Regions from separate parts of the Homo sapiens genome. Here region 2 is linked to region 1. Evidence: chromatin loops called from intact Hi-C (ENCODE). Cell type or tissue: Caco-2. All regions are shown on one strand. Links, peaks and the distances in the headings refer to the core of each region. The heading gives the core; the rest is flanking DNA. Region 1 has its middle 37 kb from the start of MIR4261. Region 2 holds the start of LOC124906144 (small nucleolar RNA SNORA2/SNORA34 family).

Evidence for each region. Peaks named below come from ENCODE experiments on the same cell type or tissue, not always from the same donor. Only the 100,000 strongest peaks of a DNase experiment are listed, where the experiment ranks them.
Region 2: a loop joins it to region 1, with 1.9 times the contacts of the local background. A loop is called at or near these places in 1 of 110 quality-filtered maps.

Annotation. Positions count from the first base shown.
Region 1 is chr2:10,221,571-10,237,564 of GRCh38, reverse strand. No RefSeq gene overlaps it. Among named protein-coding and RNA genes, the nearest start is that of MIR4261, 37 kb to the right of the region's middle. RefSeq lists an enhancer at 10,987-11,596. In Caco-2, for the core only: no CTCF peak of the experiment used is centred there; DNase peaks (open chromatin) are centred at 8,614 and 9,964.
Region 2 is chr2:10,153,434-10,169,427 of GRCh38, reverse strand. LOC124906144 (small nucleolar RNA SNORA2/SNORA34 family) reads left to right here and starts at 14,222; the gene lies at 14,222-14,356. It also overlaps a transcript of RRM2 not described here. RefSeq lists enhancers at 1-140, 5,289-5,893, 5,894-6,499. In Caco-2, for the core only: a CTCF peak has its summit at 6,040 (motif pointing left); a DNase peak (open chromatin) is centred at 6,004.

The sequences.
Region 1 (15,994 bases), core at 6,364-11,363:
GCGGGCTCCAGCACGTCCTCCTTAGCCCCCAGAGCCCAGGGCGGGCTCCAGCATGTCCTCCTTAGCCCCCAGAGCCCAGGGCAGGTGCCAGGGGGCTCCAGCACATCCTCTTAGCCAACTCTTCTTCAAACAGGTGGCAAAGGGAAGGTGCACCAGGGCGGGGTCACAGGGCTGAGCACTCCTCTGCTGCTGTGGGCAGGCAGGTGGCTGGCCCATGGCTGAGCCCCCTTCAGTTGCCAGCATTCTAGGCCAGGGCAGCTGCTGCCCACACATTCTAGCTCCTCCCAGACAATGCTGAGCCATGGTGCCCGGGGCACAGGAGCAGCCTGCAGGGAGGCAAGAGGTGGCCTGGGTATTTTCCCAGCATTTGTGTGTCACAAGACTAAAATGGCTAGGATCTTTCAGTCCCACCCCATCACCTCCTCCCTGCCACTCTTAGAAAAGGCGACAGTGGGAGGAAATGGCTGGACCTGCTTTCATATCAGCAAGTTCCCCAGCCCTGTCGCCACCTTTCCCTCTGCTGGTGGGAGACATCACCTCTTCTCCAACCAAATCACCCAGGCGGGCTGGCGCATGAGCTACAAAGAGAATTGGCTATGTATTTGGGGAATAAAGCTAGAAAGCACTTGATTTGATAAATGTCACCCACTGGAGGCATTTTCAGAAATGTATGCAGCTGCAGCAGCCCAACCAACAACAATGGCAAGGAAAGCTGGCATCGTGCTGCCCTGTAAGTAATGGCTTTGTACTTTTCCAGGATGCTCCCAGAATGGAGCCCCTGGGAAGCCATTCCAGAGCAGGGCATGACTCACCCGCACCCACGGCAGCCGGGTACCTGAGCGCAGCCAGGAAGCCATGAACTTCACAGGACCCTTCTGATGCTTCTAAGCATCACTGGGTTTGGGAACCACCTTCCACAAGAGACAGGTCCTGGGCTCCATTACACCCTCAACAGGCTTGGATGTGAATTGAGGGGATCCCTCCTACTCTGTCCAACACCCCCCGATCTAGAACATTTCTCTGAATGTCCATTGGTGCCATGGGAACCACAAGTTAGCTGGACAGAGCTGGAAAGGAGGAGGAGGTGGCACCTGGTGATGTCTGGCTGACTTCGCTGGGGTCCTGGGGCTCTGCATGGTGAGGACTGGTGGGGGTCAGTGGAAGACGGGCCCCTCAATGGGAAGAACAGGGGTGGGGATGAAGATGGGTCCTCCACGGTGAGGATGGGGGTGGATACAGATGGGTGCCTTTTCCTGAGGTCCTGCCTGTGCCCTCTGGGCAGCTGGGGAGGCACAGGTGGCTGGGGCTGCAGGGAGCCCTGAGGAGGATGGAGAAGAGGGAAGAGGGTGGGAAGGGTGTCACCCCCTGGCGCTGGCAAAGGCCAAGCTGAGAAAAATCTGCCTGAGGCAGAAGGCAGGGGACAGTGCCCACTGGGAACAGGCACCTCTCCCCGCTTCCCAACCCCAATTCATTGGGAAATACGGTGATCCCCGGTTTGGGTGGAGCCCCATTGAATCAGCTGGGAGGTGGTGGAAACCGCAGTGGACTTTGTTTTAGGCCCTGGAATCAAGCATTCGAGTAAGGCACCTTGAGAGGGAGAGGGCTCTCTTCACTGTCCGGGGCAGCAGGTGCCCACCGGAGCTGTCCAGGACACAGGACACATGCCGGAGACCTAGCCTAGCCCTGGCTCCGCACTCAGCAGCGCGCACCCCGGCACACACCCACGCCCTCTGGACCTCAGTCTTCTGTTGGTGAAATGGGTACAGCATGCGTAGCCCACAGGAAGTGCAAGGCAAGGAAAGAACAGTGGTGGATCTGCCTGCAAGCCACAGGGCAGGCGTCAGAAGCCACAAGGCACTGCCATGGGCCTCATGACAGACGGCACCACCTACCCCTTCACGGACGGTCCGGGATGAAAGAGGAGGACGTTTCTGGGGGCGGTGAGCTAGTGAGGAGCCCCTCGGAAACCTCCGGCAGGCAGCCGAGTAGGGATGCCCGGTCACGCCTCACGTTTACCCAGGAAGCCCTTCCCAGCTGCTATCCCGGGACAGTCCCAAAGGTTCTTCTGCATGGAATTGGCATGGCACCTCCCAGGTGCACATGAGGAAACTCAGTCCCCAAGACATTGAAAGGCTTGCCTGCCACCCCACAGCTTATTAGTGGCGGGGCTGGGACCAGAATCCAGACCTCTGCAGCCCAGTCCAAGGCTTAAGCCCTCAGCCCACATCCCCAGATGCTTGGAATTACTGAGCAATTCCTCAAACCGGCGCTGGGCCAAAGGCCTTCTTTATGGTCCCATTGGACCCCCGCCCTAGGAGGAGGTATCTGTTCTCCCAATTTTCAGAGAAGGAAGTGAAGGCCCCCAAAGTTAACTCCCCAGTGCCAGGCCCCAGGGGGATTAGGACCCTCCTGTGCCTGACTGGCCAGCTCCTGGCTCTATAGCCCACCGCCTCCCCAAGGGATGTCTCCAGAAAAGTAGGGAGGGTCTGGCCTAGAGCCCAGCTGATGGGGAGCAGCCAGAAGGACACCCACATGGATTTGTGCCTCCAGAGAGTTTGATAAAACGAAGTCCGCAGGCCCTGCTGGGTGGAGAATCCATCACTTCCTGTGGTGACCTGGAACGACCTGGTTTCCTCCTGAGACAAGGAGGCCCACTGACCCACGATGGGGGCAGCTTCCCCTCGAACCTGGGGCCTTCCAAGCTGCGGCCACTGTGTGGCCCCCTCCCCTGCTGGTGACCATCCTCCAGCACTGGGGAAGGCAAACCTCTCTCCAGCCCCAGGGAGGACGCTGAGCGGGTGAGTCTTGCGTCTTCCCAGCTGCAAAGCCACAGGGTGGCAGGGCAGGGGAACGATGCTGGGGGGATCCAGAAGCCCCACTGGCTTTGATCCCTGTTCCCCACCCAACTCCAGGGGCTGTTCCTTCACACCCCTCAGCCCAGTGCCCTCCTTTTTTGGGAAACCACTCCCTGCCCACGGCCATGGCGCAAGCCAGGCCCCTTCAGGCATCTGGCCACCTGCGGCTCCCTGAGTGCTCCCTGGGCTGTACTCGGCCCCCTCATTGCTGGGAGCTGGGGAGAGGGCCGAGCGGTGAGGGCGGATGTGGGGCTCCAATTCAGGGTGCCCCCCGCAGGTAAGAGCTGCAGCTGTCTCTTTGCAGGGCCCTCTCACTACAGGGACGTGAAGGTTCCCTGGAGACCATGGGAAAGACGTCCCTCCACTTGGCATACTTTGGCTTTCACACTTGTGCCCCAGCTCCTGGCCCCACCACTGTGCTTGCCAGGCTCCTGAGCTCAGCTTGCTGTAGAGGAGGTGGCTAGAGTGGAAGTGGGGCTCCCGTGCTCCCCAGGACGGCCAGCTCCAACCGAGGCTTTTCACCCCAACTCTCCCCTTCCAGTCCTCCACTTCCCACTGAAACCCCAGCTTCTCCTTGAGGCCTGTATGTAGTACTGCAGCCTTCTCCGACCCACACTCATGCACACTCACCCACATACACTCATGCACACTCACTCACACCCACTCACACTCACCATGTACACTCATGCACCCTCACATCCACTGACACCACATATACTCATGTGCACTCACTCCCATTCACACTCACCACATACACTCATGCACTCACTCCACTCTCACCACATGCATTCATGCACACTCACACCCACTCACACCCACCACATACACTCATGCACACTCACACCCACTCACGTTCACCCATATACACTCATGCACACTCACATCCACTCACACCCACATACACTCATGCACACTCATACCCACTCACACTCACCACATACACTCACACACCCACTCATGCACACTCACTCACACCCACTCACACTCACCACATACACATGCACTCACCCACATACTCATTAACACTCACACCCACTCACACTCACCACACACTCATGCACACACACCCGCTCACTCACCCACATACACTCATGAACACACCCACTCATTCACCACATACACTCATGCACCCTCACATCCACTGACACCACATATACTCATGCACACTCACTCCCACTCACACTCACCACATACACTCACACCCACTCACACCACATACACTCATGCACACACTCACCAGACTCAAAATGTATAACGGCTCAACAACCTGCTCACTCACACACATACATACTCATACATCCACTTACTCGTACACACACTCGCACACACATTCAGTCACACACCCATTCACTCACACCCACATGCACTCATTCACTCACACACAGTCACAGACATTTGCACCCATTCCCACTCTCATACACACACGTACACACCCACTGGTTCACTCACACCCACACAATCACACACACTCTCACACTTTCACTTTCACCCACTCTCTCACACACACACACACTCACAATCTTCATCCTGTCGCACTTTCACAGCACCAACTGCCACCACTTTTTTTCTTTTTTGTTGTTGCTTTTTTTTTTTTTAGACAGAGTCTCACTCTGTCACCAGGCTGGAGTGCAGTGGCGTGATCTCGGCTCACTGCAACCTCCGCCTCCCAGGTTCAAGTGATTCTCCTGCCTCAGCCTCCCAAGTAGCTGGGACTACAAGCAGAAGCCGCCACACCCAGCTAATTTGTTTTTTGTGTTTTTTTGTTTGTTTGTTTTTGCATTTTTAGTAGAGATGGGATTTCACCATGTTGGCCAGGATGGTCTCGATCTCCTGACCTCGTGATCCACCTGCCTCAGCCTCTCAAAGTGCTGGGATTGCAGGCGTGAGCCACCGCACCCAGACTTTTGTTGTTTTTTTAAAGAAATAAACCTGGGCTGTTGTTGCACTGCCCACCTTCTCTCCCACAACACAGCTCACTCATTATTACGTGCTTGTTCAATCTCTGTTCCCCTCCACACTAGGATGTGAGCTCCCTTTGGGGCTGGGGGCCAGCCCTGGCATTTTGTAGGAACCTGCAGAGCTCCAGCCAACCCATGGGCACCTTGTGCTCACAAGCCAGCACAGCCCCGCGCGGCCTCCGGGGCCTGACTCCACCTGCCGGTGCACCCCCACCTTGACCCTGAAGCTCCCGTTGCCTTTAGCCCTTGAAGTCTCCTGGGCTGAGGATGGTCATATTTGCTTAGCATGTTTCTTGCAAAGCAGCACCCCAATCACCCTCATTTGATCTCCCTGTGAGGACGGCATTCTCCCTTCCACACAGATGAGCACGTGGCCTTGGTGGCTGCGCTGGCCTGCCCTGCACACTCAGAACTCGGATTCAGATTCCACCCGACGTTCCCAACTCCTACTCTCACGGCCGCTGACGGGGCCCTCGGCGCCTCCGGAAAAGCCCTTCCAGCGCTGGCTGCCCTGACTTCCAAAAAGCGCTTCCTTAGTTTGAGCAAAATCAGCTTCTTTGTGTCCATCCCAGGGCCCCCTTCCAGAGCTGCACGGCACAGGGAGGTTGAGGACGGCCCTCATGACCTCCATAAGTGTCACTGCTCCAGCCTAGAACATTCCCACTTCCTTCCGCTTATTCCCCGAGACCTCGTTTTCCATCCAACTAGCTGTAGGGACAAGAAGCAGGTATTTCTGCTTTGGGTTTTTAGGAAGGGACCTGGAGGCGTCGGTAAGTCTGTCTCATAACTGTTGATGGCAGGGCTCAGTCTGCAGCCGAATGTGTGTTACTCAAAACTGAAATCTCTTTTTGAAGCACAAACATGAGGGGCAGAGGGAGAAGACGCACCTCTGACAGGCGTTTCCAAAAGGGTTTGAGCTCCAGGCTCCATCCCTCCCGGGCCTTCCTCCCCTTTGAGCCAGGCTGGGTCTGGGCTGCTCGCTGCCTGCTCTCAGGGAGGCCTGTGTTCGTCCAGCAGTGCCAGGGCTGGCAGGCAGTTCAGCCTAGCTTAGGGGTGAAGTGGTGGCAAACCCACTTCATTTCAAATCTGAAGCCACCGGCGTCAGCCAGTTTTATTATTATCATGAGAGGGTGTGGCTATATGGCTTCTCCGGACCATCCTGCCCACCTCCCATGAGAATCTTTTTGCAGAATAAGCTACAACAGCCAAGAGGTGGGGAGAGAGCTCTGGAAGCTCCATCTAAGTGCCGGGATACAGCCATACCTGAGGACACATCACAAGCCTATCCATTGCTATGTGTGGATTTACCTATCATTCAATCATTTATTTTGCTTAAACCAGTTTCTTTTTTTGTTTGTTATGTTGCTTTGTTTTGCTTTTGAGATGGAGTCTCACTCATTCTGTTGCCCAGGCTGGAGTGCAGTGGCGCAATCTCGGGTCACTGCAACCTCTGCCTCGTGAGTTTAAGCAATTCTCCTGCCTCAGCCTCCTTGAGTAGCTGGGATTACAGGCACCCACCACCACGCCCCGCTAATTTTTGTATTTTTAGTAGAAATGGGGTTTTACCATGTTGACCAGGCTGGTCTCGAACTCCTGGCCTCAAATGACCTGCCCGCCTCGGCCTCCCAAAGTGCTGGGATTAAAGGCGTGAGCTACCACGTCCAGCTGCTTAAGCCAGTTTCAAATGGATTTCTGTCGCTTGCAGCCCAAAGCTCTTGATTGGTGCAGCTTTGCCAGTGGCACCTTAAAGACTGGATTCCTAAGAAAGTCTAAGCTTCTACTAATTATAAAATACTTACGATTATGTATGTCATTTATATTAACTAATAATATTTAAAGCTAAGCCTTCAATTCAGAGTCATAAAAAAGGACTGAGGCCATGTCTACCTATGTGCTTGGGAACAATTAATCTTAATTAGGAAAGAAAGAAACTAAAATCTATAAGTGCCCCCACTTTCTGTGTCCCAGGCACTATGCCAGGCCTTTCACATACTTCGTTTCATCTTCCCAACAAAGCTGTGAGGCGGCGTATTAGTTCAGATAACTCTAGCTGCTATAACAAATAGACCCAAAATGTATACCGGCTCCACAACAGGGGTTTACTGCTCACTCACACCCAGTCAAGGCAGATGTCCCTGACCAGTAGAAGCTCTCCTCTGTGCAGTGACCACACAGAGACCCAGGCTCCTTCCATCCCAGGGTCACCAGCCACGAGGGCCTCAATCTCCCCTGTTTTCAGCTGGGAAAAGCTTGGCAGAGCTTGGAGGGGACCCAGCTATTCCTATAATAACATCCTTGACACAGGAATTGCATGCCTTGCTCCATTTGCCTTCAGTTGGCTGAAGCTCACTCACACCGAGCTGTTAGGAGGATGGAAAGTGCCCCTGGAGGCCAGGTGTGGAGGCTCACACTGTAATCCCAGCACTCTGGGAGGCTGAGGCAGGCAGATTGCTTGAGCCCAAAAGTTCTAGACCAGCCTTGGCAACATAGTGATACCTCATCTCTACAAAACAGCAAAAAAATTAGCTGGGTGTGGTGGCATACTCCTGTAGTCCCAGCTACTCAGGAGGCTGAGGTGGGAGGATCCCTTGAGCCTGGGAGGTTGAGGCTACAGTGAGCCAAGATTGATCCACTGCACTCCAGCCTGGGCGACACAGCAAGATCTAGTCTAAAAAAAAAAATGGAGGGGGTGGGGAGTGTACCTGGAAAGACAAGGAAATGGATATCTCGGGAAGAGCTTGCAGCTTCTCCTACAGGGAGGGTTCATCCGCTCTGTGGGTGAATAAGAGGCTCAGGCTGCTAACGGACTAGATCAGGATTTGGACTCAGGACTCTCTGGGCCCAAGTCCCACTCACTTCCCTTCTCTTCATGCTGCCTGAATTGGTAATCGGGACAGGATACCAAATGACCTTTCTTCTGGTGGCGCTTACAGTCCCTTTCTAGGAACACTCTAAACACTGGAAGAACAATTCCAAATGAAACGGAACAGAATGGGAAGCACTGCAACAGTGAGGGCCCAGGCCCCATGGCCAGGCGAGTCAGTGGGTGCTGCAGGGAAGAGGGATGGGGCACAGCTCCCAGGTGGGGCACAGCAGAACACCTAGCTGGGCTCCAGCAATGGCCCTGGCCAGGGCCTGGACGTGGAAATGAGGGTCAGCCCTGTGGCTGTTGACAATGTAGACCTTTCTGGGAGTAAACTGGGGGAAGGGAGCTACAGGAGCATCGTGACTGCTGTTGGTGGCTGGACCTCAGTTTCCCCAGCAAGGCCCCACTTGAATCAGATCATTCAGAAGAGGATGATGAAGTTGGCTCCATTCAGCTTTTGAGGCTGCTGCCAACAAAAAGAGTGAAGACATCCTGAAACGGTGGGTTCCTGGTTTGCTCCACCCCAATCCTCCAGCCCCTGACCCCCTGTGGAGCCCCCCACCCTCCCCCTGTTCACGCTTCTCCTCAGGCCCGGAGGCCCAGTCTCGGAGCTTCTTTGCAGAGCCATCTGAGACAGGGCACCTAGAGCCCGTACGTCAGTGGCAGCCCGGCCCAGCTCCCCTACCTGGGGCCTTGGGCTCAGCTCCTCCCTTCTGAGTCTGTGTGTTTAAAAGAAAAAAGGCCATGGTTTCAGCCTGGGCAGTCTGAGGGGGCAGCATTGACGAGGCCTTGCCATCTCTCAGCAAAACACCCGCATTTAAACCTGGAGACAGATGCTCCGGGTGGGGCAGGGACTCGCCCCAGGTCGCCAAGCACCTTAATAAACACGGTGTATTTGTGCTTCCCAGGAAAGGTGTGCTTGGCCGCCCCTCCCTGATATCAGAGCTTTCATGGTGCTTTTTATTGACCAAGAAGATAAAGAGCTCAGTTAAATAACTGGGTAAATAACTGGCCTCGGACCAGGTGCTGGTCTGGGACATAGATCAGCCTTTTTCAATGAAGGAGAAGTCTTGCCCTATTCCCAGACAGCCCCCAGCCCTGCTTTGGGCAGTGAGCAGTGGCGCCTGGGAGGGAGTTGGCTGATCAATCGTGTCTCCTGGGGCAGACATCTCTACACAGGAGCCGCTCGCCTTGCTCTCAACCTTGGCTGTGCATTGAAATCACCAGGGGAATTTAAAATGCCAGTGCACCCGCCTCACTCCCAGGGACTTCGATTTGATTAGCTTGTGGTGCGGCCCAGGCACTTGACATAAAGGCCTCCCAGACATTGCAGCGTGAGCCAGGGCTGAACCCCCCTCACTAAGTGGGGTCAGACACTGTGTGGGATGGTTCCCATTTCAGTGGTGTAAAGATTCCCGCCAAGCAACCACATTTTAACAACCAGCTTCCACCATTCCTCCCATGGAATTCCAGGCTCTCGGGAGCCATGGAGCTGGCTCTAACTGTCCATCATCCATGAGGCACCTGGGCACGACCTCTCCTAGTTGGAACAGAACAGAACAAGAAGGAAGCTTCCAGGCTGTCAAAACAAAAAGTCTCAAAGCCTGTGCCCCACAGCTGAGATCTGATTTTAAATGACCTTTTGGAAGAGGAGACAGAAAAGAAACGCTTTCCTGCAAATGAAAGATGAGGGGACAAACCACAGTATGGGGTCATTCAATTAAGGGGCAAGAAGTACTCAGCTCCAAGGAAAAGGACGGGCTTCCTGCAGCCAGCGACGTTCCAGGCAGTGACTCAGAGCGAGGGACTCTAAGAAGGCAGCTCTGGCCGGGCACGGTGGCTCACGCCTGTAATCCCAGCACTTTGGGAGGCCGAGGCAGGCGGATCACCAGGTCAGGAGATCGAGACTATCCTGGCTAACATGGTGAAACCCCATCTCTACTAAAAATACAAAAAATTAGCCAGGCATGGTGGCGGGTGCCTGTAGTCCCACCTACTCGGGAGGCTGAGGCAGGAGAATGGTGTGAACCCCGGGAGGCGGAGCTGGCAGTGAGCCAAGATTTCGTGCACTCTAGTTTGGGCAACAGAGCGAGACTCCGTCTCAAAAAAAAAAAAAAAAAATAGAAGGCAGCTCTAAGGGGAGGGATCCTAGGAGACAAAAGAATGAATCCTGGACTACACTAAGTGCCTCTGTTCTCACAGGCTAGCAGGGGCGTGGAGACAGATTCCCGGCCTGTATGAGCCTTGCCTTCAGCATCTTCCCTCCCCCATAGACAGGCAAGCAGCTCTCGATGGGTTTTCTATTGAAATCCGTGGCCTTGACTGGCCAGAGGTCTCTGTCCTGCAGGCAGGAGGAAGCGTACAGGGGCTGCCTGGGGTTGGGCCATGCTGTTAGGAACCTTGACCTTGGAGTCCTGCTCCAACCCTGTGAAAGGGGAGTCCAGGGCCAGGGAATGTGCCTCTGGGATCAAGTTTTTGCTGGTGGGGAACAAAAGGAGAACAATATCTGTGGGGTGAGTTTTTTCTAAAGCAAATATGTCCACTGTGAATAACTGACCTTTGCACTCAGATGTATAACTACATCCATTTTTTTAAGTGATAAGATCTCACTCTGTTGCCCAGTCTGGAGTGCAGTGGCATAATGGCACGATCACAGCTCATGCTCAAGCAATCCTCCCGCCTCAGCCTCCAGAGTAGACGGGACTGTAGAAGCATGCTACTACGCCCGGCTACTTTTTTAAATTTTTAGTAGAGACAGGGTCTTTCTATATTGCCCTGGCTGGTCTCAAGCTCCTGGGCTCAAGCAATCCTCCTGCCTTGGCCTCCCAAAGTGCTGGGATTACAACCATGAGCCACTGCACCTGGCACATCCATTCTTTTATGAAGTGATGGGGAGAACGGATGGTGGGTCCTTATTTTTTAAAATTTCCTCCCTTGGTATGAAGGGAACTTAGCAACCCTCTGTGGCTCCTCCTCTGGCTTGCGGGAGAGGAGAGGCTACAAGAAAAGAGGCTTCAGCCTCACTGTTCCAGCTCTAGGCATATCTGACTGCAACCATCTGAGGTCCCAGGCTAGGCCCTTCCAGCTGGGTGTGTCCCAAATTCCTGTCCACAGAAGCCATCAGAGAGAATAAAATCTTGGTGTTTTAAGCCACTGTGTTTTGGGGTGATTTCTTACAGCGGTAGATAACCGGAACACCTCATCTGCTGTGACTCGTGGAACACAGGCAGAAATCCCAAGTCAGGCAACAGAGAGCCCTGGCGAGCCCTGGCTGGGCTGGGTCCCACTAATAAAGTGGGGTCAGAGCTCTGCCCGCTATGGGGGCCGCTGTGGCTGCCAGGACTCCCCATCAGAGTGCCACAGCCAAGGTGAGGGTGGATCAGGAGAGGACCCATAAGTCTTCACCAGGCATCAGGCCAAGAGCTAAGGGCAGGTGACGGAGACAGGGAGAGGCGTCCTCTCGAAGCCTCAGCTCACCCTGCAAAGGGAGGCGAAGAGCCATGGCCTGAATTTGACTTGTGAAACCAGAGGAAGTCACTGGACTCCGAAGCCCTGGAAAAGCTCAGGGAGCTAACAAGATTTTAATATTTCAAAAGCTTCCAGGTCGCAGCTGAAATGCTGCGTAAGAGGCTTGCAAAGTTCAGGGCCGTAAACAACTCAGCTGTGTACTCTGGAGGCTCAGAAGGCAGAGGCTACAGGCTGGGGAACAGCCACCTGGGCTTCTAGTGACTTCTGGACCTTCACATGCTGGGAACGTCTCGGGGAGTGACACAAAGTTGGGCAAGCCTGTGCTGGGGTCTTGGCACGGCTGCATCCTTGCACGGGGCAGAGCGGTGAGGCCCACTGAGAGCACAAAACCAAGACCCGTGTCAGCAGGGGCATTGGGAGGTAGGCTCTGGGTGCAAAGGGCCTATGGCCTCAGCCCAGGACCTCCCAGCCAGGCCACCAGAGTTGGGACAGAGGATAAAGGGAGGACTCAGCCTCAGAATAAAGCAGCCACCAGCAACTGCAATCAAGGGGGCTGGAGAGAGGGGAGAGGAGTGAGAGAGGCCGTGGCTAGCCCACCTGCAGGGCAAGGCAGCCTTGAATGAAGGGAGCTTGCTGCCTGACAGCTCCTGGGGCGGAGGGAGTTAACCCAGCCTGGCGGCCCAGGTGCAGGGAGGCCTGCTCAATGAACATCTGAACCTCTCTTGGGGTCACACCCTCCCTCCTTTGAAAGCATTCCTGTGCTTCTGGCTCAGGTGCTGCAGCTGGGAGGACATTGTTTCCAATTCAAAGGGAAGGTGTCTTTAGCGCTCTGTGATGACAGCCCAGCCTCAGGAGAGGGCAGGGGAGCAGGCTGGTGTTATTACTCCTTCCTTAATGGGCCAAGGCTGACTCTGGGGCGTTTGTGACCTAGAGTGGGCAGTCGTCTCCCTCCCTCACCCTCCCCGCTTCCCCACTCAGCACTCCCAGCTGCATGTCCCGGTGGCCGGGTCACGCTGAGCTTACAGGGTGTGTGAGTTCCCTATGACTCTGCCTTAACAGAGTTCCACAGATGGGGTGGCTTCAAACAACAGAGATGTGGCCGGGCGCGGTGGCTCACGCCTGTTATCCCAGCACTTTGGGAGGCCGAGGCGGGCAGATCACTTGAGGTCAGGAGTTTGAGGCAAGCCTGGCCAACATGATGAAACCTGTCTCTACTAAAAGTACAAAAATTAGCCGGGCGTGGTGGTGGGCACCTGTAGTCCCAGCTACTCGGGAAGCTGAGGCAGGAGAATTGCTTGAACCGGGGAGGTAGAGGCTGCTTGCCATTGCACTCCAGCCTGGGCAACAGAGGGAGCCTGTCTCAAAAACAACAACTGCAGAAGAGATGCATTTTCTCCTCATTCTGGAAGCTAGAAGTCCGCACTCAAGCTGTCAGCAGGGCTCAGCTCCCTCCGAAGCCTGTGGGGGTGGGGGCACGGGGAGTCCTTCCTTGCCGCTTCCAGCTTCTGGTAGCCCCAGGTACTCCTTGCCTTGTGGCCACGCCACTCCAATCTCTGTTGTCACTTGACATTCTCACTGGGGGTCTCTTCTCCTCTCTCACAAGGAAACCAGTCATTGGATTCAGGGGCCAACCTACTCCAGGGTGACCTCATCTTAACTGGATTTCATCTGCGAAGAACTCCATTTCCAAACAAGGTCACAGGGGTTTAAGACTTTGAATATCTTTTTGGGGGACCCAGTTCGGCCCACGGCAGAGAGTTAGGGAGACCTGGGTCCCAGGGACATCCCAAGCCTCCTGGACAACGCGCCCGGCCCTCTGGTCCTCATCACCCCCACCCCGCCTCCAGGCTGAGGACAGCAATCTCTCTCCTGCTCTCTCCTGGAACGCCATGAGGGTCAGAGATGACCGATGTCCCCCTCATCCACAGGGGGACATGAAAGGAGGCAGAGGACCGGGGTGGAAGTCGTCAGTGGCATCTGAGCCCCTGGTTCTTGGCAGCAGGATGGGGAGAGTGACACCTTCCTGCTGCCTGACTGCTGAGTATGGAAAGGCCTGATGCTCCTGAGGGCCCAGCACAGGACCTACGCCGGGATGCTTCGAAAGGTAACTGTGCCCGTTCTCTCCCCTCCTGGTGGGTTGGGACAATCTTCCCTGATGATGCCCCCTCACTCAGGGCCTCCATCACCCCTGGTACCTCTTTCACCTGCCAGGTCAGTCACCAAAGGATGATTTCTTCCTCACAGGCCCTGGGGCTATGATGGCTACCGAGCGCATTTGGCCAAAGTGTTGCTATTCACATGCCAGGCCTCTGGGAGGCTAGTGGGACCAGGACCACCTTCCTCCAATGCTTCCCCACTCAATTCAGGTTTCCCATGAAACAGAACATTGTATTCAAAGACCTGAGAATAAATTATTACCACCACTAATTATTATATTTAAAAGAGCAATTTATAATTTAGGAGAGGGTTTAAAGAAGTTAAAATCTCGAGTGTATTTTTAGCTGGAACACTTTCGGTTGCTAATGACAGGAACCCAGTTCTGTCTAGTGCAAGCAGAAAAGGGAGTTTATTGGCTAGTGACACCAGGATGTCCATGGGGGTCGGGGGATGCAGGCACAGCAGGATGCGGGGGCTCAAGGGACGTCCTGAGTCTGGGCTCTCTCTGGCCGCTCTCCTGGCCATTGCTCTCCTCCTTAGGCAAGGCACGCACGGCTGCAAAGGCCTCTGCCAGCTTCTACAGCCTCACACTCCGCCACCTCCTCAACCCCGACAGAGAATATGCCTGTCCCCAGAAGCCCCCACCACAGAGAGGGCTCTCTGGCTTGGATCTCTCCCACCTTTGACCCAGGGAGTGTGGGCTCTAGTTGGTTCCATGCCACCTCTGGAATAGAGGGCCAAAGTCTCAGGTGGGGGGTGGGGGCTGCCCTGAGCAGAACATACGGGCATCGAGCAGGTGAGGGATGGCTCCCCAAAAGAGGGACAGGGATTCTGGGATGGTTAAACCGCAGAAGCCCGCTTTCCCTGGGCACTTTACTCCTGGGGCCCCAGCAGTCCCTCACTACTCACTGTCACCCTGGAACTTTCTCAGGCTTGAGTCAAATGCCACGCTCTTATTAGTCATATGCAACCTCCTTCTTGGAAGCCAAAGGTGTTACTGGAAAGGGGTCCCAATCCAGACCCCAAGAGAGAGTTCTTGGAACTCGTGCAAGAAAGAATTCGAGGTAAGTCCATAAAGTGAAAGCAAGTTTATGAAAAAAAGCAAAGGAATAAAAAATGGCTACTCCATAGGCAGAGCAGCCCAAGGGCTACCGGTTGCCCATTTTTATGGTTATTTCTTGATGATATGCTAAACAAGGGGTGGATTATTCATGACTTTTTCTTTTTTTAGACAATATAGGGTAATTTCCTGGCATTGCCGTGGCATCTGTAAGCTGTCATGGCCCTGGTGGGAGTGTAGCAGTGTGGACAACCAGAGGTCACTCTCATCGCCATCTTGGTTTTGGTGGGTTTTGGCTGGCTTCTTTACTGCAACCTGATCAGCAAGGTCTTTATGACCTGTATCTTGTGCTGATCTCGTATCTCATTCTGTGTCTAAGAATGCCTCAACCTCCTGGGAATGCAGCCCAGTAGGTCTCAGCCTTATTTCACCCAGCCCTTCCCTATTCAAGATGGAGTCGCTCTGGTTCAAACGCCTCTGACAAAGGGACTAATGAAATGACTCCAGGTCACCATGGACTCTGCAAATGAGGTTATCAGCCCTGCTGACCCCAGCCCTGGAGCACAGCGAGGACTAGGCCCAGTGTCTGGTCAACCCTCTGACAGCCACGTGTTAATGTTTGCTTCTTCTGGCCTCTTCCCAATAAGAGTGTCAATCAGTGTTTCCACCATTCACTCTGCGCGGCTCCCCTCTGTGACATCGGCTGCTATTGGAAACTTGCTTGATTGTATCTCGGAGGAAATCGCTGGTTTTTGTTCCGTTATAACAAATGTGAATGGCCCATCACCCTGGCCTGATGCCTGCGCCCCACCCCCATTTCCCTGTGTTCAAGGCTGACCCCCAGCGTTGGAACTTGTCCTGAGGCAGGTGGAGTGAATTAGCTGGAGGTCAGTTGCAGTCGTGCCACCCTTGACCCTTTCTCCCATCAGATGGCTCCTCCCAGTTCATGCCCTCCCGCCCCATCCACCATGTCTCTTTGATTGTTCTCACCATGCCCGGGAGGCCAACTGGGAAGGCATGTCACACCTGTTTTATGGAGGACAAAAGGCTTCTTGATGAGAAGCCACAAAATCCCTAACTCCCACTACATGGGGTGAGCTCTGTGATGGAATCAGTCATGCCGGTGTTAGAGCGTCTGTACTGGTGGCCATTTGGGTGATGCATTTCTTGACTCTCTCCGAGCCTTCCCTGGAAAATAAGGATAACCCCTGAACCCCTGGGATGGCTGTGAAGATGAAATGAGATCAACCAGGAATAGGGGATGTCAACTATAAAGGGCTGTGCACTTCAAATGAGATATCAAGCAGGAATAGGAGGTGTCAGTAGTAAAGGGCTGTGCACCCCAAAGGGGTCATTGCCATCTTCATCATCATCACCCTGATTAACCACCTCCCCTCTGGGGGGCCCACGGCAGAGGTGACATCTAGCCTCCATCCTGACAGCTGAGCAGGGGGCTGGGGAGAAGGAACCCGCCACAGGGACCCGATTCGCCTGGCGCTGACAGCTAAATTCCTGCAGGAGAAAGAAAAAGGCAGGAAGTGTGACCCCTGCCAAGGCAGCTCCCACAGTCGGACCCTGCAGCTGCTCTGAGTTCAAGAAAATAAGTGCTTCAGGGCATCTCGCAGCCAGA
Region 2 (15,994 bases), core at 3,593-8,592, 65 kb after region 1:
CGCCTATGAGCACTTTTCTAGAACAAAGACAGTCTTTGTCTTTCAGAGCAATTCTGGACCCAGCAATTAACCTAAGATTTCCCCTCATGTTGCACGTCTAAAACTACACCTGAAGGGGGTGCTTCAACTTGGGAACTTACAAAGAGAAGCAGCTGGGCACAGTGGCGCACACCTGTAATCCCAGCACTGTGGGAGGCTGAGGCAGGAGGATTGAGCCCGGGAGTTCAAAACTAGCCTGGGCAACACTGTGAGACCCCATCTCTACAAAAAAAAAAAAAAATACAAAAAGTAGCTGGGCATGGTGACATGTGCCTGTAGTCCCAGCTACTTGGAAGGCTGAGGTGGAAGGATGGCTTGAGCCTGGGAAGTGGAGGCTGCAGTGAGCTGTGATTGTACCACTGCACTCCAGCCTGGGTGACAGAGCAAGACCCTGTCTCTAAATAAATAAATAAATATTATAATAATAATTAAGAGAAGCAAGTGATCAGTGTTTGTTGAATAACAGATGAAACACGGGTGTGTGTTGAGCATTTGCTCTGTGATGGGAGTTGGGAGCCACTGCCTGAAGGAGTCCATGGTACAGTTGCACAGGTTGGGTACTGAGGAAAGGTTGGATTGAAGGAGAGAAGAATGAGTGGGTGATCAGGTTGGTGGGTGGGTAGAAGGAAGGAATGACTGGATAAATGGAAAAGAAAAGGAGAAAAGAGAGGGAAGAAATGAATAAACAGGACAGGTGGCTGGAAGGTGGAGGAGCCGGCCAGGCCAGAGCCGGCACATCTTTTTAGCAGGTAGGGATGCATAGGAGAGTGGTGTGAGACCCACCCCAACCCCCAGAGTTGGTATCAAGATTATTTTAAACTGAAGACATTTGAGATTCAACAGATCCAGAAAGAAGCATTTTTGGAGTTTCCCTTATCTGACTAAAAGCAGAAACTTCTGGGAGTGAGGCTGCCATAAACCCCCTCTTCAAGAAGAGGCAGCTTCACTCCCAGGAAGGAGGCCCAGAGCGAAACTGCCATAAATTCCTTTCTGGGGTGGAGGGGAAGCCCTGCCAGGATGAAGATGGAGGAGATCTCTCGAACCCGCTATTAAATCAAAATTATTCAATGATGCTTGTTAATGATGGTAAGAAGGCACATTTTATTGGGGGTGTCAGGGGTGGGGGGAAGGAACTATCGCCTTAGGTATAGGACCCACTGTGATGCGATTCTGCAGTTGGGGAGAGAGGTTGGGCTCAGCCACATATACAGCAAGGAAAAGTAGGAATTAATAGCCGGAGCAGGGTGGGGATCAGTGGAGGAAAAACTACTAAGGGGAAACACCAGGAATGAGGGGGCTCTGGCTAAACCAACCTAGCAGGATTTTTGCTTAAGGCAAAAAAAAAAAAAAAACAGAAAAGCCTTTGTCTTTTCTACTGTTGATCTGTTGACTGTTAAATTTCTCAGACCCCCAAACACAGAACAAAGTAGGTAGAGGAAGAGCTTTTCCTCCTGACACTATAGTTTGCATGCTTTAGAGCTGTCTCCAAGAAAGCCCGGGAGACAATTCCTCTGGCCAAGCAGACATTTGACCTAAGGGCTTATTAAATCTCAGAGGCAGCCACCATGGCCTTGTGTGGGAAGAGAAATCAGAACGGCCAAGTTATCTTCAGATGAGGACAGGCAGGCCATAGGTCTCTGCCATGAAGAGTTCTGGGTGGGAACCCATGGTCCAGTACACTGCCACCCAGGCTGGGGACATCGGCCCTGATCCCACCTCTCCACTTCCTCCTGGCCCAGAGAGAAGACACAAGGAGGAAGAGCCAGGACACAGGATGAGCAAGGGACAGAGGACCTTCCCACCACCACGCCCGCTGAAAAAACCTGGCCCAGGACTACACACAGCCTGAGAGGAGAGAAAGAAGCAAGGCAGGGCGCAGCGTGCAGAGCCCTGACACTCACCAGCTACCACATCCTACGCACAGGCACGGACACACACCCACCACCCCACTGTTTGTCCTCTGCAGCCAGGCAGGGCGAGAGGCGAGTCCAAGCCGAGCAGTGAGACCTCAGCAGCAGGGCATTCAAGAGAAGGCTGTCCTGGGCCCTCGGATCAGCTTCTTCCCAATTCCATCAAGAGGGCCTTTTGCTTCCAGTCATTTGCCCTTCACTGGCTCATCATTCCTTGATTGGTTCAATCTTTTATCAACAATCATTTACTGAGCGCTTCTTATGGGGCAGGTGCTACACCAGACCCAGAAAAACCAAGGCAGATAAAACAGTCAGGAGGGTGCCACGCAGGGGTGGGAGAGTGGCAGTCGAGGCGTGTCTCGAGAGCAGCTGTGCCAGGGCTCTTGACAGGTGTCACATGCCTGAATCAAACAGCATTTGACATCCTGCTCCAGAAGGCAGAGTTCTTAGCCGTGTTCTCAAAGCATCTGCCATCCTGCTGACACTGGCCCCAGCAAAGTGACCACGGCCTGTCCCCATCATAAGTGGCACGTACAGACACACTTGTTTCCTAACAGGGTCAGTGGTGACCCATTGCCACGCTCCCAACCCCGCCAGGGTAAAAGCTCTGAGAGAGAGACCATGAGCAAACCATCACCATCTAGACACGCTCATGCTTGTGGAGTGCTTAGGACACAGGCGGGGACGCAGGGCCTGTTCCATCGCCGCTCAGCAAATAGAATGTGATGACAAGGCACTGCTGCGTGGGAGCATCCAAGCAGCTGGTGCGCCATAGGGAACAGGGCGAGGGCTTTGCAGGCAACAGGCTGAGCCTTGATCCCTGCCTCTGCACCTGCTAGCTACGCATCGCAGACGGGCCTCAGTTTCTTCAGCTGTGAAATGGGACCATAATTCTCTACCCCCAGGGGCAGTGTGGAAGATAAAAGGAGACCTGGGATGCCTGACCCCTCACCAATTTGCCAGACACGGACGCAGACAGCAGGGAGCACACGCGGTATCCCTGACCCACCCTCACCCTGAGAGACCAGGCTCTGTTCAGGGCAGCTTGGTGTTCAGGGGCAGAGCACAGAAGCCAGTCGGCTGACCTAAGCGCATCGGCCACCAGGAACCTGGGGTGCGAGCAGGGCTGGTGGACAGCAGGGCCCGGGAGAAGGGCTGTGGGCCCCCGGCCTGCCCCTGCAGCCGGCTCTGGTCTCTGGACTTCACTCTCCCGCACTCAGCTCTGGAAGGCCTGGTTAATTTAGAGGAGTCATTTTAATCAATTAGATGAAGTGTAAAGTAACTGTTCAGCTCTGCTCAGGAAATGGGGCCTGTCGTCTTCAAGGCTTTATTGGAAAGGCATTAAGATGGAACGGTGTCCTCCACGCTGCCCTCACCAAGCTAAGCCAAACCTCGGGGCAGAAGGACCGTCCAGAGCCCCTGTGACGACCCAGCAAGCTGTCACCAGCAGCTGCTGTGCTCCCCTCCGGGCCGCTGGCTGCCCTTCCTGCCTTCAAAAGCCTCTGATGCGGCTGCTGCCCAGAGCTTCTAGGCACCCAGTCCAGGCTTCCTTCCCTGCCCATCCCCAGCTCCTCAGCAAAAGATCTGTGAAGCACTGTACGGAGTCACCACGGGGCATGTGCACAGGGACCAGGAAGCAATCAGCAGGCCCTGGACCCCTGCACTTATTCCAGTGAGTCAAATGCAGCTTTTCCAGCACAGCTCTTCCATTTTGGAAGGCAGCATCCCGGTCTCTCTGGGTGAACCAGTCTCTGATCTCTTTGCCTTTCCTCGTGTGTGGTGTTTTGGGTCATTCATCGCCCTGGTCACCCAGGAGAGGATGAGAGCGGTGATGATGATGAATGCCTGTGGGCACATTACACTTCCAGAGCTTGTTTAAAACTGTTATTTCCCGTAAACTTTACAATATTTATCTCCCTTTTGCCCAGCTGAGCGGCGGAAGCCTTAGAAACAGTTGGTCCCCAGCCGGTTAAATGTGGCCCCTGCGCCGTGGTCCTCACCCCTGTTGGCTTCCCTTAGGTCTGCCCTTCTTTCCACACAGGGCCCCTGTCCTGGGACCGTCAGCTACGGAGCCCACTAATGGGAGGTCCCCACATGTGACTCTACTTCAGTCCCTCTCCTGGCTGAAATTTCATCCCAGAGGATTCAGTGTAGGTGCCCAAAGGGAAACGTGTTTGATGGGGTCTCTCAAAGGCCCTGCAAGTGTTCCGATGAAGGTAACCAAAAGAGGCCGGGCACAGTGGCTCATGCCTGGAATCCCAACACTTTGGGAGGTCGAGGCAGCCGGATTGCTTGAGCTCAGGAGTTTGAGAACAGCCTGGGCAACATGGTGAAACCACGTCTCTACAAAATATAAAAAATCAGCTAGGTGTGGTGATGTGCACCTGTGGTCCCAGCTACTCAGGAGGCTAAGGTGGGAGGATGGCTTGAGCCCAAGAGGTTGAGGCTGTAGTGAGCTGTGTTCGGGCAAAAGGAAACCAAAAGAGTAAAGCGGGGTCCCCTCTGTGCGGCAGAATTCAAAACACTTTATTCAAGGAGCAGCAAAGGGTAAAGCCAGCTGAGAATGAGGAACCCCTCGCAGTCGGTGATGGCAGCCAGTGGCAGCCTTCCCCCGTGCGCCTGGCTGCAAAAACTGAGCTTGGTTGAGTAGCCTCACATCCCAGATGGACTGCAGGACCAGGGAGGGGCAGTGGGGGCCCTGGCTTGTAAGTGACGGGGGCACCTCCTGCAGGGCCCTGGCCGCCCAGATAGGAAATGGGTGGTCCCCAGGGTTGGATTCTCTGGCCACACCCACATCCCTCCCCTAGTCCCTGCATCTGTAAGTAGCCCTTAAGTTTCTGTCTCTTCTACCCTGGGATGGCATTCAAACTGTTTAACAACTAACAGGGTTCAAGCAGAGACCAATCCAAACAGATGCCAGCCTGCTCACTTCGCCCGTGAGCACTGAGTGCACCCGAGCCCTGTGTGCTCCTGAATGGATTCATCCCACTTCACTGGCTGGTTCATTGGTCGTTACAGTGACCCTCAGCGTCAAAAATAACAATGATGATAAAATGTATTGAGCACTTACTGCCAGTCCTTGTTCTGAGGCTTCCAAGTGTATTAAGCCGTCCACACACCTAGGCAGAGATGTGGATAGATGATATGATCTCTACTTACAAATAAGAAAACAGGAACAAAGTGGTTTCACACACAGCTGGTGAGGTGGAGCCCAGATGCAGACTCAGGCCAGCTCCATAGCTGGTTCTCTGTCATAACACTCTGCTGCCTCTCTTTAAAATAATGTAAAAAGAATTTGGGAAATACACCCTGGGCTCCATTCAAAAAAGGTTGAAAAATACATACACTATTTAAAAACACTTCTATCCAACACAGCCACACACACACACTCATATGCACACTCACACACACGTTCACTCATGCACACACACATATTCACACTCACACTCATGCACACACACACACACACGCACACATTCACATGCATGCTTTAGCTCGAGGGAAATGAACTCACAGGACTCTAATTTCCTGATGCCATAGGAAGAACAACGGGCATTCCTGTCATCTTTTTCATGGGAAGCTGATTCAGAGAGGCTAAGGGGCATCCCCAACGTCACACAGCCAAGAGGCAAGGCTGAGGTTTGCACTTCCACTACTCTGACTTGGAAGCCCAATGAGGTGCTCAAATTAAAATTAGAAACCTTTTCCTGTTGTCCAGGCAGAAAACCAGGAGAGGGGAGAGAACAGCCACTAGGGCAGGGACAGAGCGCGGCCACTGGGCAGCCGGGGAACCGAGGCTCGCGCCTGGCTGCAGACTTCCCTCTTCAGGCCTTTCTGGCACCATCTGCTGTGGACCCCATAGTTCCCACCCGCCACTGCCCGGGATGAGTGGGCTCCATCTGCTCATTCTGCACAGCACTCATTTTGCAGACCCGGGGAAACTGAGGCCGAGAGGGCCATGTGACTTGCCCAAGATCACACAACCAACCCTCACTGGACTGAGGGGAGTGGCCCTGAGCTTGCTGTCGGACCTGGCCTCTGCTCCCAGCCTGGCTGCCCCACACCCACATGTGGAGCTTGGTGCCCCCTGCAGGTGGTGGGCTTGGCCCCAGCCCCAGAGACAGCTACAGATGCCCCCCCACCCCCCCGCCCGTCTTTTCCCCACTCTGCCCAGCTCTGCCCTTTGGTTCTCCCAGGAACAGGCTGACATTCACCATCAAGCGCTCGCTCCCCCTCTCCCTGCAGCCAAGAGCTAATTGTCCTGATTTCTTTCCAAGAGCAGTCTCTCTGAATAGCCTTCGCAGGCACAATTAAGCAGGTTCAGCTTGACTTTCACACTCCAGTTCTGAAAAAATCAAATCAGCAAGGAAGCAGAGCCTCTTGGAAGTTCTCTGAGAGTGCCTTTGTGCAGGAACAAAGCACACACATAATTACCTGCTTCACTGATGAGCTCAGGGCCCGGGGCCCTGCGTGCAGGAGTGGCCCACTGGCAGCCCCGTGCAGACTCTGTCTACTCTATTCTTGGAAGCAGCCAGCCAGGCTGGGGCTCCTCCTGGGACCTGCAGTGGACGGCCATGCCCCGGGGGTCCCCGCCCCTGCAGGCCATTTGTCTCTACCTAAAGAACCCCTGTCATGGATGGCTGGCACAGGTGGCCCAATGTGAATAGCAAGTGCAATGGCCTTATTGTCAAGATGGAGTGCCTGAGGCCCAGAGAGGGCAAACGCCCTGCCCGAGGCCACACAGCAAGATCAGGAAGAGCTGTGACTCCCCAGGCCTCGGCAGGGGGGTGGGGGGCGGCGGGGGGGTGCAGGTGGCTGATGTCTTCCTGGGCCTGACTCTAAGGCTAACTCACGGTGCACAGTCATCCCTCCCAGAAAAAAGTGAGGGCTTTGACCTCATGAAGGAAGATGGTTTCCCACTAAACAGCGGGTGCATCGCTGTTGACAGGCCAAGGAGAGTGTGGCCGGCACTTTTTCTGGGGACAGAGAAGGAAGGGGTTCTCTATCTCCATATGGAGAAATCAAGGCCCAGACGTCACACAGCCAAGAAATGGCAGAGCTGAGACTCATCCCCGTCTCTGATTCCTGGGCCAGCGCTCATGACTAATATCAGCAACCGCCCTGCACACGCCCACACACATCGAGACGCCGCATCCCAAAGCCTGCTGTGGCAGCGTTTTGATTGACTGAGAGAATCGACATGAACGACGGGCGGCTCCACACCTCTCTATTCATCAAGAAGTTGTGCCTGGCCTGGCAGCTCGGCTGTGCCCTGTCTCCTCCCCTCTGTGCACCCGGGCATCCCGTGCACTCTTGGCACCTCTCTTCCCACTAAACAGCAGGTGTATCACTGTTGACAGGGCACCATTCATCCCAGGCAGCGGCGGATGGGAGCTGTGGGTTCTGGAGCAGATGGTGCCAGAAGGGCCTGAAGAGGGAAGTCTGCAGCCAGGCGCAAGCCTCGGTTTCCCGGCTGCCCAGTGGCTGCGCTCTGTCCTCGCCCTAGTGGCTGTTCTCTCCCCTCTCCCGGTTTTCTGCCTGGACAACAGGAAAAGGTTTCTAATTTTAATTTGAGCGCCTCACTGGGCTTCCAAGTCAGAGCAGTGGAAGTGCAAACCTCAGCCTTGCCTCTTAGCTGTGTGACGTTAGGGATGCCCCTTAGCCTCTCTGAATCAGCTTCCCATGAAAAACATGACAGGAATGCCCGTTGTTCTTCCTATGGCATCAGGAAATTAGAGTCCTGTGAGTTCATTTCCCTCGAGTTAAAGCATGCATGTGAATGTGTGTGTGTGTGTGTGAATGTGTGTGTGTGCATGAGTGTGAGTGTATGTGTGAGTGCATGAGTGAGCATGTGTGAGTATGCATATGAATGTGTGTGTGTGGCTGTGTTGGATAGAAGTGTTTTTAAATAGTGTATGTATTTTTCTCATCTGTAGAATGGAGATGAGGCTGGCCCCTCACTGGGCTGGGGAGATCCCTGGTCCAGGTTGCCACGTGACACACCTGCAAGAGGCTGTGCCCCTCGTGCACGCGGGTGGTGGAGGTCATGACACACACATCCATATCTGCCCTGCAATAAGGAAGTCAAAGTCTTGGACCTGTGCTAATAAAGAACCGCCAGGCCAGGCGCAGTGGCTCATGCCTGTAATTGCAGCACTTTGAGAGGTCGAGACAAGTGGATCACTTGAGCTCAGGAGTTCAAGACCAGCCTGGGCAACACGAGGAAACCCTGTCTCTACCAAAAATGCAAACATTTAGTCAGGCATGGTGGTGCATGTCTGTGGTCCCAGCTACTTGGGAGGCTGAGGTGGGAGGATTGCTTGAGTCTGGGAGGTTGCAGTGAGCTGAGATCACGCACACTCCAGCCTGGGCCACAGAGCGAGACCCTGTGTCAAAAAACAAAACAAAAAAAGAACTACCAGCCTGGGACAGGGTGGAGCTCAGTGCTGTGTAGCTCAGACCACGCTTTCTGCAGCCCCAAAGAGGGAGGCTCGGAAGGACGGAGCGACCAGCTAGGAAACAATTCCACAGAGAGGCAGGGCTGGGGGTCTCAGGGCCAGGCCAGCTTCAGAAAGCCTGGTGGGAGCACTGCAGGGGCGCAGGCAACAGGGCAGACAGAGGTGGCCAGGAAGGTCCTGGCTTCCCAAGAAAGCAGCCAGCTCACCTGGCGGGGGCAGGGCTCCAGGAAAGACTGAAAATACAGTGGGCTGCATGGTGCAGTGTCCTGACGTCCAGGGGTTTGGCCTGAGATGTGGGCGGAGCAGGCAGGGAAGCCATCAGATGCCCTGAGACTGGTCTGGCAGGCGGGGGTGGTCTGCACGGGTGGTCCTGGGGCAGAGGCAGAGGGGAGAGGGGACCCAAACCTCTATGGTGAATATGGGAAGGAAGGAGAGGAGCTGGGCATGAGGGAACCGCCTTAAATCCAAGCAGCCTCTAGGGAGGAGCCCCTGCCCATGCCAGCCTCCTCTCCCTGGTCTGCATGGCTCCCCTTGCTGGGTTCCACACAGTAGGCACCTTCGGTCGATTTGCTCAAAGCTGCAGGGCCCGATGGGCAAGCCCGAGGTGAAGCTCTTGGGTTTCCTGGAGTCTCCACTCAGCACCACTCCGTGCAGGCAGCAGGGACCCTGGGATTAACCAGACTTTGGCACCGCTCCCCAGGGGCCCACATCTTGTCAGGGAGTGAGATGCTGTCAGCTCAGAAGGCATTTGGATTTGATACAAAATGCTGGGGAGCAGTGAAATGAAAAGCTAGCACAGGACAATCAGGAAGGCTTCCTGGAAAGGGGTGCAGCTCAGGTGAAACCCGAACTATGTGCAAGGCGTAGGGGAGGGTATCTAGGCTGAGCCCAGCATGAGCAGAAGACGGCAGCCCATAAGAGCAGGAACCCCCTGGTTTGCCTGGGATGTAGGCGCACACAGGAAATCACACAAGAGCAGGGAAGAAACTCATCACAGAGGGCCTGGAGGGGCAGGGAGAGGGGGCTGGACTTTCCCCCGAGGGCCCTGGGGATGCACTAAGCACAAAGGGTAAGAGCAGAGCTGTGTCCTCAAGGAGAGCCGGGCCTCCTGGGCGCTTCCCACCTCCAGCCACCTCCCTCACCAGCAGAAAGCACAATCGTGAGGCTACAGAGAAACTGGGGGGCAGGCTCCCAGGGCTCCTTCAAGCCAGCGTTTCTGAAACGCTGGGCTCTTCTCCCTGGAGAGGCTTCTGGGAAACAAAGATCTGAGTGTTGGGGAAAAGCTCCAGTCTCCATCTCTGTGTGTGTGAACACACAATACAGCGGCCAATAAAGGCTCTGAGCAGCCCTGCAGGAAGGAAGCCTCTTTAACCGTTTCAACCCAGTGACGCCTAAACCTCAGTCATCCTGGAGTCTTTCTTTTCTTGCTGCACCATTAAAATCCTGTTTGAAAAACACCGCTCAGAGCTCCACCTTCTGTGAGGGCCTCGTGGAAAGACCCTGTGTCTGATCTGGGCCCAGGGGTCAAATTCAGTGCATGGAACTGAGTCGGAGGAGAGACCCGCCTAGGCCAGACCTCAGTCTCCTGAGAATTAGATACAGGAGTGGACACTATGCAAAGGCTGGCAGCCAAAAGACAGGTCTCTGGAAGAACCAAAGACTCAGCGACATTCCCAGGCTGAGGGCGAGAACCAGTCAGGGGAAAATGCTGGTGTCACCTCCTCGGATCCCTCTGGGGCTTTGCTCATCGTCTGGGTACCTGGGGCACCTGGTAGCCACTGTTTACAGCTCTTCAACTACTCAAGCCTTTGGGCTAAGGGTGTCTCCACCCACAAGGGAGTGGTCTTATCTCATTTAGGGATACAGCCCCTTTGAAAATGTCACCCACCCCCACCTTACCTCTCAGTACCAGAGGTGAACAAAAATTAGGGCCAATTTGGTCCCCATTGGAAACTGACTTCCACCTCTTGACAAGAGAGTGTGATATAAATGACTCATTTATGGAAGAAGACGTCCAAAGGACCGATGATCTGGGCCAGCCCCGCGGCACTGTTCTCACTACTACTTGGTTCTCCAAGGTGAAGGTCTGGGGACGAGCTCTCCTAGGCCTGCCCAGGTTGGGTCAGGTCAGTGTCAGCTTCTGCCTGGTCATAGCTGACCAGCTGACCAACCCCGAGCTCCCGGGAGAGAAGGCCACTCCTCGGAAGCACCCAGCTGTTCCCCAGCTGGGGCAGCCAGGCCTTCCTCAGAGCACGGCCCCGGCCCCCATGCCAGTCTCCCGCTTGGCTGCTTATTATTGAAATTCAAATAAGCATAATAAGTTTGAGGGCCCCTATTACTCCAGACACAGAAAATGAAATTAGTGAGCACAGACACTGCAATTGTATTCCAACCTCATCCTTTGGGTAAGGAAGGTGAGGGGAGGAAGAGCATCGGAGCCAGGGCTGCTTCATCCAACAGAGCTGCTTCATCACAGCCCGGAGTTAGGGCAGGCAGCAGAGGTGGCTCAGGGACCCCTCACCCTCTGTACTGAGTGCCTCAGATGGAAAGACATGGCCAAGACCCCTTTGCTCACCTAATCTCCCAGAGGCAGGCAGCATGGGGTGGCAGGAGTTGTGCAGGGGGATGATGGAAGGCTGTAGGTTCAAATCCTGGCCAGGCCACTTACAGGCTACATGAGCACAAGCCAGAATAATGATGCGCAGGAAGTTCGCGAGCGCTTTCCTGTGCCAGAACTGCTGACCGCTTTGTATCACCCCCTCACCCACTCAACAATCTGCGGAGCTCTACTGACACCCATTTCGTACATGGGAAAATGGAGAGCTCAGAAGAGTTAAATGACCTGGATTCTCTGAGCCTTGTTATTTTTTTCATCCGTAAAATCAAGGTAGCCATCCCATCTCAAAGGGTTGTGGCAAGGATTACATATGGCAGCATTTATGAAGATGACCAGAGGTGTTTGACACAGGTGAGTACCCAATAATGCTCTTCCCAGAAATGCATTCATTTAGTCACTTACCCCTCCTCTCATTCATTCCTTTATTCCTTCATTTATTCATGAACTCATTTATTTAAAATAAATAGGCCAGCTGTGATGCCCGAGGTTCCAACATTAGGCATTCTACTAGGTTACGCCATGGAAGGTTCTCACTAAAATACGTCACCTGCCCCTTTACAAGTTCAGTTCCTATGGGCAGGGTTGGTTTGCAGAGCAAGGAGCAAAACTGAGCCATTAGTTGCCTCTAATAGAGTTATTCATAATTTTAAAAATGAAATGCACAAATGCCAATCAGGGGTAGAATGAACAAACTGTAGTATAGTCAAACAATGGAATACTCTCTACAGCAACAAAAAAGATTACAGCTACCTGCAACACAGTCTCACAAGCATAATGTTGAGTCAAGCCAAAAAAGGGCACCAAAAAGTGTACCATCCTTGATCCTGTCTGCATAAAGTACCACACCGAGCAGCGGCCATCTCTGGGGATGGAAGTGGAGATGGAGGCGCCTTAGTGTGGTCAGGACTGGGAGGAGCCAAGAGGGGTTTCCTGGGTGCTAATGATGTTCTCTTTCTCCATCTGGAGGCTGACTTCACAAGTGCATACACTTTGAGAAAAGGCATCGAGCTGTGCTCTTATGATGTGTGCATTTTTCTGTAGTGTAATAATTTAGTTTAAAAAAATGTCTATTAGGGCCAGTTGCAGTGGCTGACTCCTGTAATCCCAGCACTTTGAGAAGCAGAGGCAGGCAGATCACCTGAGGTCAGGAGTTCAAGACCAGTCTGGCCAACATGGTGAAACCCCGTCTCTACTAAAAATACAAAAAATTAGCCGGGCGCGGTGGCGGGCGCCTGTAGTCCCAGCTACTCGGGAGGCCGAGGCAGGAGAATGGCGTGAACCTGGGAAGCGGAGCTTGCAGTGAGCCGAGATTGCGCCACTGCAGTCCGCAGTCCGGCCTGGGCGACAGAGCGAGACTCCATCTCAAAAAAAAAAAAAAAAAAAAAAAGAAATGGGCTGAGCTCAGAAACTCCCTTCCTCCAACACACTACCATTGATTCCAGCATCTGAAACGTTCCTCTGGCTGGGCACTGTGGCTGAAGCCTATAATCCCATCACTTTGGGAGCCCAAGGGGAGGCAGAAGGATCACTCGAGCCTGGTTGTTCAAGACCAGCCTGGCAGCATAGCGAAACCCTGTCTCTACCAAAAAATACAAAAAGTAGCCGGGTGTGGTGGCGTGGGCCTGTAATCCCAGCTACTCAGGAGGCTGAGGTAGGAGGATGGCTTGAGCCCAGGAGGCGGAAGTTACAGGGAGCTGAGGTTGCACCACTGCACTCCAGCCTAGGTGACAGAGACCCTGTCCCAATCAATCAGTCAATCAATCAAGCAGTCCCTCACACATTGTCAAAGCTCAATAAGTAGGGAATGAAAGAATAATGAACATGGCCTAGCTTTTGCACCTCTGTTCTCTCTTTCTGTGAGAACTTTCCCAGGAGGCAAGAACCCTGGTGTGCTGTTCCCAGCTCCCCAGACGACTGGAGACACAGCTGGACCCCCAGAGAGGACCCCACTGCCCAGGACTGCCCCTTCCCCTGCTCACAGCATTCAGTGAGTGCCCTGATAGGTCTTACAGGCCTGGGAGCTGTTTCTTCTTTAAGACTGTACATATCTCTGATCCATTATAGCAAGCTTGTCCAACCCGTAGCCCAGAACGGCTTTGAATGTGGCCCAACACAAATTTATAAACTTTCTTAAAACATTATGAGTTTGTGATTTTTAATTGTTTTTAGCTCATCAGCTATCGTTAGTGTTAGTGTATTTTATGTGTGACACAAGCCAATTCTCCTTCCAATGTGGCCAAGGGAAGCCAAAAGATTGGACACCCCTGCCTTACAGGCTAACTGAAAAGTGAGCTCTGAGAGCAGTTAGAGCTCCAAGGTCTAGAGGGGCTTACTGGGGTGCCAGCAGGGTTCTTCCTGTAGACTCAGGCAGACTCAGGCCAGAGAAACCCAGTCCTCAGGAGAGCAGTGTGGGCTGGCGGGCTCTGGAGTCAGACATCCCGCTCTGGAAGATGACCTGAGTGGCTCTGCCTGCGGTGCACAAGCTCCTTGGGCTGTAGCCTCCTTATCCTCAACAGAGAGCCCATGTCATTGTGCGAACTTTCACCTCGCTAGGGGCACAGTGGAGCCAGGTAACCCTGACTCAGCGCTGCTTCCCAGGGAGGGGACGCAGCTCTGGGCGAACTCTTTGCCACTGTTCTGGAGGAAATCCAGCTGGAGAGCACTGGAAGTGGAGGGCCAGTGTCTCCCAGGTCAGGCCCAGTGGCTCATGGGTCTGCAGCTGCTGATGATCAAATGAAGATCAGAGGCGTTTAGGCAGAAAGGAGGCATTCTGGACTGGAACAGAAGAGGGGGAGGAATCAGAGGGTGGAGGAGAGCCCGGGAACCCCTCAGTAATGGGGAGTGGGAGACCAGATACCCACCCCACCCCTCATTTCATAGTAACGAAACCAGGGCCTGGCAGTGCGGCCTGAGCTGGGGACACACCAAGCTCAGTCTAATTCCAGGCCCACATCCCCTCCACTCCTCCCTCCGGGCTGCCCCCTGGCTCACCGGCTGGATGGATGAATGAGCAAGGTACCTTCTGTCCACAGCAAAAGGGCATAGAGAGAAAACCCAGAGGAGGGAGCCTCATGTAGCCAGGTGGAAATTAACAATAATACTCAGATGTACAAAATACTTATTTATTTCTCTGCAATTTATCTAACCATTTTCACAAGACTCCATGAATGTAAACTTGCTAATTAAAGAAACCCCATTAGGCCCTGAATCAAGACTAGTGTTTTGCTGTAGCTGTTGGTTTCAAACAGGATCCGAGAGTGATGTCTTCCTTGTGGTCTGTTCACTGCTCAGTATCCCAGTGTCAGTGGCCAATTCAGTTGGAAGCAACATGGTCTTGAATATAAAGCCACTGTTTTTTTTTTTACAGAGCAATTTAACTATGTTAGGCTTAAGAATCAGGAACTTACAGCCCGGGCACAGTGGCTCATGCCTGTAATCCCAGCACTTTGGGAGGCCGAGGCAGGCGGATCACCTGAGGTCGGGAGTTCAAGACCAGCCTGGCCAACATGGAGAAACCACGTCTCTACTAAAAATACAAAATTAGCCAGGCATGGTGGCGCATGCCTGTAATCCCAGCTACTTGGGAAGGCTGAGGCAGGAGAATCACTTGAACCCGGGAGGCAGAGGTTGCAGTGAGCCGAGATCGCGCCACTGCACTCCAGCCTGGGCAACAAGAGTGAAACACAGTCTCAAAAAAAAAAAAAAAAAAAAAGAATCAGGACTTACTCTGTGGAGACAGGGACTTAACCAAAATAATATTTATTAGCCACTCAGCGGAACTTGGTCCTCCTCCTTTCTTCCCACCTCCTCCCTTTCCCCCTCAAGATCACTTGCTTGCTTTGTGACTGTTAGGATATTGACCATGCAACCTCATACTGCCTGATAATTTTTTTTTTTTTTTTTTGAGATGGAGTCTCGCTCTGTCACCCAGGCTGGAGTGCAATGATGCCATCTTGACTCACTGCAACCTCTGTGCGCCCACCCCCCACCCAACCACCCACCAGGTTCAAGCAATTCTCCTGCCTCAGCCTCCCAAGTAGCTGGGACTACAGGTGTGTGCCACCACACCCAGCTAATTTTTGTATTTATTTTAGTAGAGGCGAGGTCTCGCTATGTTGGCCAGGCTGGTCTAGAACCCCTGACCTCAAGCGATCTGCCCGCCTAGGCCTCCCAAAGTGCTGGGATTACAGGCGTGAGCCACCACGCCCAGCCTGCCTGGCAATATTTAATTTTAATTCACATTTATGCTGATGGTCCATACTTCAGTTCATCACTGGGGAACTTAGGTGTTGACTACAGCTAACTAACCCCAGAGGGAATATGCTTTTTTAAAAATACTCTTTAATTGTGGTAAAACATAGGTAACCCAATGTACCATTTTAATCATTTTTAACTGTGCCATTCAATGGTATTATGAATATTCACAATCTTGTGCAACCATCAACAATTTCTTTTCCAGAACTTTTCCATCAGCCCAAACAGAAACTCTACCTGTTCAACAGCACCTCTCCCTTCTCCCCTCCCCAGTCCCTGCTATTCTACTGTCCTATTTTCCATCTCTATAAATTTTCCTGGGAATTTGCTTTTTTAAGCCACTATACTGGTCTGTGTTTTATACTTGGCAGCAAGAAAAAGTTCTCAGTGCTTTTGGGTCTTGTCTTATTTGTTGGACATTCTGGTAAAATCATTTTTGGATTAAAGGTAGGCAAGGGGTGAGGGAGGGAGCAGAGAATCGCTGTGAGGCTTGCTGAGAACTATGCCAATCTTAGCTTACTGTTTCCCTTGGTATTGCTGATGGCTTTTCCTCTTTTTTTCCTAGAGAAGAAAAAAACAGAAACCTCGGCCTATATGGGGCCTTGTATAATAGCTTGACACAGCAGAGGAGCTGGTGGGTCCTCTCTCTCCTCCCAGAAACCGGCTCAAAGAGAACAGAAAAATAAACCCCAATCTCCAACCTCATACCATACACA